2 separate regions of the Homo sapiens genome follow, and region 1 is linked to region 2. Evidence: read pairs that join two places in POLR2A ChIA-PET (ENCODE). Cell type or tissue: endothelial cell of umbilical vein. All regions are shown on one strand. Each heading gives the region's core, and the rest is flanking DNA. Links, peaks and the distances in the headings are about the cores only. Region 1 overlaps MAU2 (MAU2 sister chromatid cohesion factor). Region 2 overlaps GATAD2A (GATA zinc finger domain containing 2A).

Region 1 (4,383 bases), core at 188-4,187, 88 kb before region 2:
CTAAGGCAAGACAATTCTTGAGCCAGGAAGTTGAGGCTACAGTGAGCTGTGATCGTGCCACTGCACTCCACCCTGGACAACAGACCGAGACCCTGTCTCAAAACTTTAAAAAAAGAATCCCCATCAGAGTCAAAGAGGGTATGTCTTCCTTTCCTCAGCAACTTTTTAAAAATTTGATTGTATTTATTTTTATATTTTCTATAGAGCTAGGGTCTAACTGTGTTGCCCAGGCTGGTCTTAAACTCCGGGCCTCAAGCAATCACCTGCCTTGGCCTCTCAAAGTGCTGGGATTACAGGTGTGAGCCACCACACACAGCCTCCCCAGGAGCTTTTTTTTTTTTTTTTTTTAGATGGACTCTCACTCTGTTGCCCAGGCTGGAGTGCAGTGGCGCAATCTCAGCTCATTAAAACCTCTGCCTCTCAGGTTCAGACTATTCTCCTGCCTCAGCCTCCCAAGCAGCTGGGATTACAGGTGCCTGCCACCATGCCAGGCTAATTTTTTCTACTTGTATTTATTTATTTATTTATTTATTTATTTATTTATTTATTTTGAGACAGAGTCTCGCTCTGTCGCCCAGGCTGGAGTGCAATGGCGCGATCTCGGCTCACTGCAAGCTCCGCCTCCTGGGTTCATGCCATTCTCCTGCCTCAGCCTCCTGAGTAGCTGGAACTACAGGCGCCTGCCACCACGCCCGGCTAATTTTTTATATTTTTAGTAGAGACGGGGTTTCACCGTGTTAGCCAGGATGGTCTTGATCTCCTGACCTCATGATCCACCCGCCTCGACCTGCCAAAGTGCTGGGATTACAGGCGTGAGCCACTGCGCCCGGCCTCTACTTTTATTAGAGATGGGGTTTCACTATGTTGGCCACACTGGTCTCGAACTCCTCAGCAGCTTTTTTGGGGTCACAGTAGTTGGTGTCTCGGTGACTCTTGCCTCTGTAGGGCCTCAGAACACCTGCCGGCCGCCTTGTTCCCTGGGTCTGCTCAGCAGATTCTGGAGCTGTTACAGTGCATGGCAGGACACTTTACCTGAAAGCCTTCCTTCTCTGAGTATGGTTTTGGCAGTGATGTGGGTGTGTTTTGGCTGCTCTGGGACTCCCCTAAGTAAATAGTTGATGACTATAAGCATTGTCACTTTACTTAGACATTTCTTGGCTAGAGAATTCGCAGTGACCAACCTGGGCACTACCCTGTCTCTACAAAAAATTTGAAAATTAGCGGGCCCGTGGTGGCTCACATCTGTAGTCCTAGCTACTTGGGAAGCTGAGGCGTGAGGATCACTTGAGCCCAGGAGGTCGAGGCATCAGTGAGCCGTGTTCCTGCCACTGCAGTCCAATCTGGGTGACAGAGAGAGACCCTGTCTCAAAAAAAAAAAAAAAAAAATTTTGCAATGCCATTTCTGCAGATTCTGACAGGTTGTGTTCTTCTATATTTTGCTTTCCTCTTGTTCTCTCTCTTCTTGCTGTACACCCATCCCTGTAAGTTTTCATTCTTCTCCTCTCTTCCAGGCCCTATGGCTTTTTTCTTATTTTCCCACCTGTCTTTTAAGCAGACAGATCCATCTTGGTCATTTGGACATCTGCTGTTGAATCAAGAGAATGTACCTGCATATCCGTTTCCCCCTTAACTTTTTTTTTTTTTTTTGAGACAGAGTCTCACTCTGTTGCCCAGGTTGGAGTGCAGTGGCGTGATCTCGGCTCCCTGCAAGCTCCGTCTCCCGGGTTCATGCCATTCTCCTGCCTCAGCCTCCCAAGTAGCTGGGACTGCAGGCGCCCACCACCATGCCCGGCTAATTTTTTGTAATTTTAGTAGAGACGGGGTTTCACCATGTTAGCCAGGATGGTTTCGATCTCCTGACCTCGTAATCCGCCCGCCTCAGCCTCCCAAAGTGCTGGGATTACAGGCGTGAGCCACCGCGCCCAGCCACCCCTTTAACTTTCTTACTTCTGATCACAGTCCCTTTTATCCCTTGGCCTGGGAAGTGCACCATCATTCTTAGGTTTTCCTGGTTTGAAAGCCACCCAGGACTAAATGCCGCCTCTCTGGAAGAACTTACTATTTTCTATAATCCAGGCAGTCATTCTTTGAACAGTGGTGTTTTCTGACTGCGTATGCCATGCTTGCTTTCTCTGTGTCAATGCCATGCGTGCTTTCTCTGTGGTTGGAACAGGGCTGCTTTTTAATGGTGGTTTTGCTCATCTGACTTAGAAAGCAGCTCCAGACTGTGCTGGTCAGATACTTAATTCTGCATCCAGGTTTAGCCTGAGCATCTATGGTTCACTTTCTCAGCAAGTGATTAAATGCTTCCTTTTCTCTTAAGACCCAACAGGGCTAGGTTCTGAGCCTCTCCTCATCAGGCCCAGCGTAAGCAGTTCTTTCATTCTTCAGGATCACAACTGTGTCCTGCTAAATTCCGTGTCCCATCTGCAGGGAGCAGAGACTTGTGCAGAGCTGGCCGTTACGCAGTTTCATGAAGTGATCTGTGCTTCCTCCTGTTTTTGTTTCTATTTCCTTCCCTCTCACTCTTGAGTCACCTCTGACTTCAGGATGTGAAATCTGTTTAGGAACCATCACCTCACGGTTCTACCAGCTGGTCCCTTCCTCTCCCACCCCGGTTCTTCTACTTCCTGATTGCCAGTTACTATAGCATCATTGGCACCTACTACATGCCAGGCCCTGCATTGGTGCTTCACAGAGCAAGGTCTCCCTGGATCCTCAACAAATTAACAGGGTAAGGCCCACCTCAGACTCACCTGTGATGACACCCAGCCACTGCAGGAGAATGTGCTTAGCCACAGTCACACAGCAGCAAGAGGCCAGGGAAGCTGCTAAATGCTGTGCTTCCATCCCAGAGGTGTTGCAAGCAATAGGGTAGTTTAAAAAAAAAATGATTTTGAGCCAGGCATGGTGGCTCATGCCTGTTATCCTAGCACTTTGGGAGGCTAAGGCGGGAGGAGTTTGAGACCAGCCTGGGCAACATAGCCAGACCCTGTCTCTTAAAAAAAAAAAAAAATTGAAAAATTAGCCACACATGCCTATAGTCCCAGCTACTTGGGAGGCTGAAGTAGGAGGAGTGCTTGAGCCTGAGAATTCAAGGTTACAGTGAGCCATGATTGCACCACTGCATTCCGGCCTGGGTGACAAAAACCCTGTCTTTTTAATTATTTATTTATTTATTTATTTATTTATTTTTTATTTTTTTGAGATAAAGTCTCACTCTGTCACCCAGGCTGGAGTGCAGTGGCGCAATCTTAGCTCCCTGCCACTTCTGCCTCCTGGGCTCATGTGGTTCTTTTGCCTCAGCTTCCAGAGTAGCTGATGTGACAGGCACACACCACCATGCCCAGCTAATTTTTGTATATTTTGTAGAGATGGGGTTTTGCCATGTTGCCCAGGTTGGTCTCAAACTCCTGAGCTCAAGCAGTCCACCTGTCTTGGCCTCCCAAAGTGCCAGGATTACAGGCGTGAGCCATTGCTCCCAGCCAACCCTGTCTCTTATAAAAACAAAACAACAACAGGCCAGGCATGGTGGCTCACGCCTGTAATCCCGGCACTTTGGGAGGCTGAGGTGGTAGTATCTCCTGAGCCCAGGAGTTTGAGACCAGCCTGGGCAAGATAGCGAGACCCCCATCTCTACAAAAAAGTAAAACAATTAGTTGGGCCTGCCAGGCGCCATGGCTCACGCCTGTAATCCCAGCACTTTGGGAGGCCAAGGCGGGTGCATCACCTGAGGTCAGGAGTTCGAGACCTGCCTGACCAACATAGAGAAACCCCGTCTCTACTGAAAATACAAAATTAGCCAGGCGTGATGGCGCATGCCTGTAATCCCAGCTACTCGGGAGGCTGAGGCAGGAGAATCGCTTGAACCCGGGAGCCGGAGGGTGCCATGAGCCAAGATCACACCATTGCACTCCAGCCTGGGCAGCAAGAGCGAAAATTCATCTCAAAAAACAAAATTAGTAGGACCTGGTGAGATGCACCTGTAGTCCCAGCTACTTGGGAGACCGAGCCAGGAGGATCTCTTGAGCCCAGGAGTTTGAGGTTACAGTGAGGACCACTGCACTCCCCCTGGGTGGCAGAGGGATACCATGTCTAAAAACTACAATCAAAAAAAGCCTTTTTTTTAAAAGTTACTTTGGTTTTAAGGAATAAGAAGCCTTGAAACACTCAGCCCTGGACTGAATCCTCCAGGCACCAGAGCTGTGCTGGTCTGGACCCTTCCACCCCACTTGAAACCTGTTGGCCCTGTTGCAACCCTCTCTTGCTTTCCCTGAGAACCCTAAGGTGACCCCAGGGGCTGCTGATGGAGACAGTCACCTCCTTGCCCTGCTCCCTGCAGCCTCTCACTTTGGCTGCTTTGCTATCATAAGGAAGGAAACA
Region 2 (4,383 bases), core at 312-4,311:
CAGGACATGGGGAGGGAGAACTTAGGGCTGCCTCTGGTTTCTCAGGGCAGCCTTAAAAAAAAACTATAGTGGCCAAGTGTAGTGGCTCAGGTAACCTTAGCTCTTTGGGAGGCTGAGGTGGGAGGATTGCTTGAGGCTAGGAGTTTGAGATTGGCCTGGACAACATAGTGAGACCTGCCCCCGCCCCCCTCCCCCCAAAAAAACCCCAAAAAACTGTAGTAGTGTTGAGTAGGTGATGTCTTTACTTTTTTTTTTTTTATGTTTTTTAGACGGAGTTTTGCTCTTGTTGCCCAGGCTAGAGTGCAATGGCATGATCTCAGCTCACTGCAACCTCCGCCTCCTGGGTTCAAACAATTCACCTGCCTCAGCTTCCCGAGTAGCTGGGATTACAGGCATGTGTCACCATACCCAGCTAATTTTGTATTTTTAGTAGAGACAGGGTTTCTTCTCCATGTTGGTCAGGCTGGTCTTGAACTCGCGACTTCAGGTGATCTGCCCGCTTTGGCCTCCCAAAGCCCTGGGATTACAGACGTGAGCCACCACGCCCAGCCTTTTTTTTTTTTGGAGATGGAGTCTCACTCTGTTGCCCAGGCTGGAATGCAGTGGCACAATCTTGGCTCACTGTAACCTCCGCTTCCCAGATTCAAGCGATTCTCCTGCCCCAGCCTCCCAAGTAGCTGCGATTACAGGCGTGCGCCACCATGCCGGGCTAATATTTTTTTTTTTTTTTTTTTTGAGACAGTCTCACTTTGTCACCAGGCTGGAGGGCAGTGGCATGTTCTTGGCTCACTGCAACTTCTGCTTCCTCGGTTCAAGCAATTCTCCTGCCTCAGCCTCCCAAGTAGCTGGGACTACAGGCACATGCCACCACGCCTAGCTAATTTTTGTATTTTTGGTAGAGACAGGGTATCACCATGTTGGCCAGGATGGTCTTGATCCCTTGACCTCGTGATCCACCCACCTTGGCCTCCCCCAAAGTTGGAATTGCAGGCATGAGCCACCACGCCCGGCCGACTTTACATTTTAAGAGCATAAAACTACTTTTCCCTGTATGGTTTTTTTTCCCCCCCAAGAGACATGGTTTTGCTCTGTCACCCAGGCTAGAGTGCAGAGGCTCATGATCACAATCACTATAGCCTCGACCTCCTGGACTTAAGCCATCCTCCCACCTTAGTCTCCTAAAGCACTGGGATTACAGGTCCCCATCTATTATAAGATGTAATTGCACTTAATTTGTAGACATCCTTCAAGTGATATGTGGGTGACCATTTAAAGATACAAAAAAGGAGCACATGGAAATGGGAGGAGCCAACTAAATATCAGGTCCTGCACTGGGCTCCAGTGGTTGACTGTGTTAGTCCCGGGCAAGAGCGAGGGCCTTAACACTGCCAAGGATGCTGGATGAGACCTGGTTAAGGAAATTGAACATGTTTTGTTCAGATGAGAGATGATTTGGGGTGGGGGTGGTGGCAGGTTCCGGAAGGCCCCAGGATCTTGGCTCAAGACTGGACTGAAGGCCTTTCCTGATGCTGGCACCAGGCAGGCTTGCTCACTCCCTTGGGAAATACAGAGGGGGTTACTCTTACTTTCCAGAGATGAGATCAGGTGACCCTATTGCAAAAGGCAGCAGAAGTGGACAGTGGCTACCTGGGGAAGGAGCTCAGCATTGAGTGAGCAGCTCAGAATCTTACACTCACCTTCTATGAAGTTTAAGATGAAGGGAGCTGCTCTACTCTGTTGCCTTGGTTTATTGCATTAGGGAAAAGAATACTTAAATTGCTTGGAAAAATTGGAGTAGTTTTGAGCTGTTTAGCCAGTCTTCTGAGTTTGTAAACTACTCTTGGTTGTTTTTTTTTTTAAACTTTTTTTTTGTTTTGAGGCGGAGTTTCGCTCTTGTTGCCCAGGCCAGAGTGCAATGGCTCTATCTTGGCTCACTGCAACCTTGTCTCCAGGGTCCAAGCGATTCTCCTGCCTCAACCTCCCAAGTAGCTGGGATTACAGGCATGCACCACCATGCCTGGCTAATTTTTGTATTTTTAGTAGAGACAGGGTTTCACCATGTTGGCCAGGCTGGTCTCGAACTTCTGACCTCTGGTAATCTGCCTGCCTCGGCCTCCCAAAGTGCTGGGATTACAGGTGTGAGCCACCGTGCCCGGCCTAAAACTTATTTTTTAAAGTTAATCCGTTGACATTTTAGAGCTTAAGCTGCTTCGGCAGATACCCTGTGGAATGAAATGCAGCTGGGCTTTGCATCACCACACAGTGAAGTGACTGGTGTAGGAGATGTGTTGCTGGCTGTAGGATTCTCTAAGCAGAGCTTCTTAGTTGGTGGGCTGGGATGAGTGACAGGGGTGCAGACGTCCTTGTGGGTAAGTGGCCCCTGCCCTTGACCAGCTCCTTAGGCTGAGAATAGCCTCATCTTACTCCAGTGTCTTCCACACTTAGAATTCTTACTACATGGCAGAAGCTGAAAAAGATGGGGCATCTGATTACCCCCCCACCCACTATTCTGAGAAGAGAGATGATTTTTCTTGGCTCTCTCAGTCTCAGGGTATCCACAGCTCCTGTGGAGAAGGGGTTCCTCTGCACGCTGCACTAGAGGAGTGTTGGGTGCGGGGGGTGGAGTTGGCCATTCACCCTCCTGGACCTCAGGATTTATGGAAAGTCATACTGGGAACTAAGGGCGAAAGCACAGGTTGCTGTGGTTATTGTTGATGTCCTGAAACAGGAGACTGTTCATACTTCACTCTCAAAATATGGAGAGCCCTCAGAGGTTTCTGAGCATGACAATATCGACTTGAATTGGGCAGAAGAAAGGCCATTGATAAAAGGCAGGCATGAGCTAATATGGCCTTGGATTTGCCTGACGGAATAAAAAGCAGGGACAGGTGCCAGAGACACTGCAGGAAGATTGGGTAGGGATTAACTGGATACCAAGGGCTGAGGACAGTTCATCTGTTTGACAACTGTTGGAGTGCCTTCCCTGCTCGACCAGTGCTGAGCCCCAGGGGTGTCTGGTTGTGAGGGAGATTCCTGCCTTCCGGGGTCTTAGAGCCTCGTGGGGGAAACAGGGCAGGGTGTCATGATGCAGACATCTGGGGCACTCAGCTAAAGGGCGGGCAGGAGCGGTGTCGTAGCAGTGGCAGCTGAATGACGACTGGAGGGTGACATAGGCCCTCAGATTGTGGATCTTTGGTTTTAGGGGTAGTGAGCTAGGTCCTGGAGGGTGCTCTGGGACAGCTGGGTATTGGCCCTGGGCAGTCATTGTCAGCTGTGATGGCCGAGGATGCAGTGGGTGAGGTGTGGAGGCCCCATGTGACCATCAGGACCTTCATGAATGAAGAGAGCATGGCTCTCTGACCCCATCTGACTGGCCAGCTCCAGGGGCAGGTGTAGAATTTGATCCGTCCTCGTGTGTCCCCCTCTCCAAACTGTAGTGCTTTGTGTTAGGTGAAAGTGTGACAAGTAATAGTTGAAAGAATGAAATATCCAAGGGACCATCTCCATACATTGGAAAAGTTTGTTCTGCTCTGTTCCTATGAATGAAATAGCAGCAGATGGATGGAAGTTCGAGGAACACAGACTTGACTTAGCCTGAGAAAGATCTTTGTAGCAGTTGGAGGTATCGGGAAGAGGCTCAGTGTGAACCCAGAGCCCTGGGAGCTGGTTGGGAACCCACATTTTCTAGATTTCTGAGGATTTTCCAGCTTGAGGTTTTGGACACTTTTCCAGAAAGACCCAGAGCGATTAAGACACGTCTCTGAAACAACCACATGAATTATTCTAACAGCTGCTGCTTGCTGGTTTTAGGAAGTTTCCTTGTTTCATGCACTGCTCAAATGTTTTCAGATTCTAGCTCTTTTGGCAGAGTTTGGGGGAGAAGACAGGTGGGTGTCCCGCTGTGACACTGGTTTTGAGAGTGGGGAGGGGTTGTGGTCGCCGGAAGGAAAAGAGCCCTGGGGATTTGCCACTTGGGTAAAAATGACTTGGTATCTGACTAGTAATCACCAAGACCCAAACAGGGTCATTTTGGGGTGGAAGTGAAGTATCAGATGAGTTAGGTGGGAGTGGGCTGGGATGTACTCTGGCTACTGCCCACTCCAAAAGGCCTCCTAGCTGGGCCTGGGCTGTCTCTCAGGGCCTGTACCCTCCACCATCCTTGAATTCAGTGGCCAGGGAACCCGTCCCCTCCCCCTGGTCTGTGCCTGCTCTGCTCATTGCCTCACATGTGTGAGCACTCGGTGGAAGGAGGAAGGGATGTCTGCACACACTCCCTGTCGAGGGACCCTGGCTTGCTCCTGTGGTGCCCTAAGCATGTAGTTGGCATGCATGTGTGTCACAATGAAAATGAAGATGAGAATTGGTCCTAGTTTATGACCCAGG

What was found. ChIA-PET counts read pairs that join two places held together with the same protein. Peaks named below come from ENCODE experiments on the same cell type or tissue, not always from the same donor. Only the 100,000 strongest peaks of a DNase experiment are listed, where the experiment ranks them.
Region 1: POLR2A ChIA-PET joins it to region 2 with 5 read pairs; 8 of 35 experiments call an interaction of 5 or more read pairs at or near these places.

Annotation. Positions count from the first base shown.
Region 1 is chr19:19,326,793-19,331,175 of GRCh38, forward strand. All of the region lies in intron 1 of MAU2 (MAU2 sister chromatid cohesion factor), which reads left to right. Among named protein-coding and RNA genes, the nearest start is that of MAU2, 8.2 kb to the left of the region's middle. In endothelial cell of umbilical vein, for the core only: no CTCF peak of the experiment used is centred there; a DNase peak (open chromatin) is centred at 2,509; H3K27ac peaks cover 985 bases.
Region 2 is chr19:19,414,904-19,419,286 of GRCh38, forward strand. All of the region lies in intron 1 of GATAD2A (GATA zinc finger domain containing 2A), which reads left to right. Among named protein-coding and RNA genes, the nearest start is that of GATAD2A, 11 kb to the left of the region's middle. In endothelial cell of umbilical vein, for the core only: no CTCF peak of the experiment used is centred there; no DNase peak of the experiment used is centred there.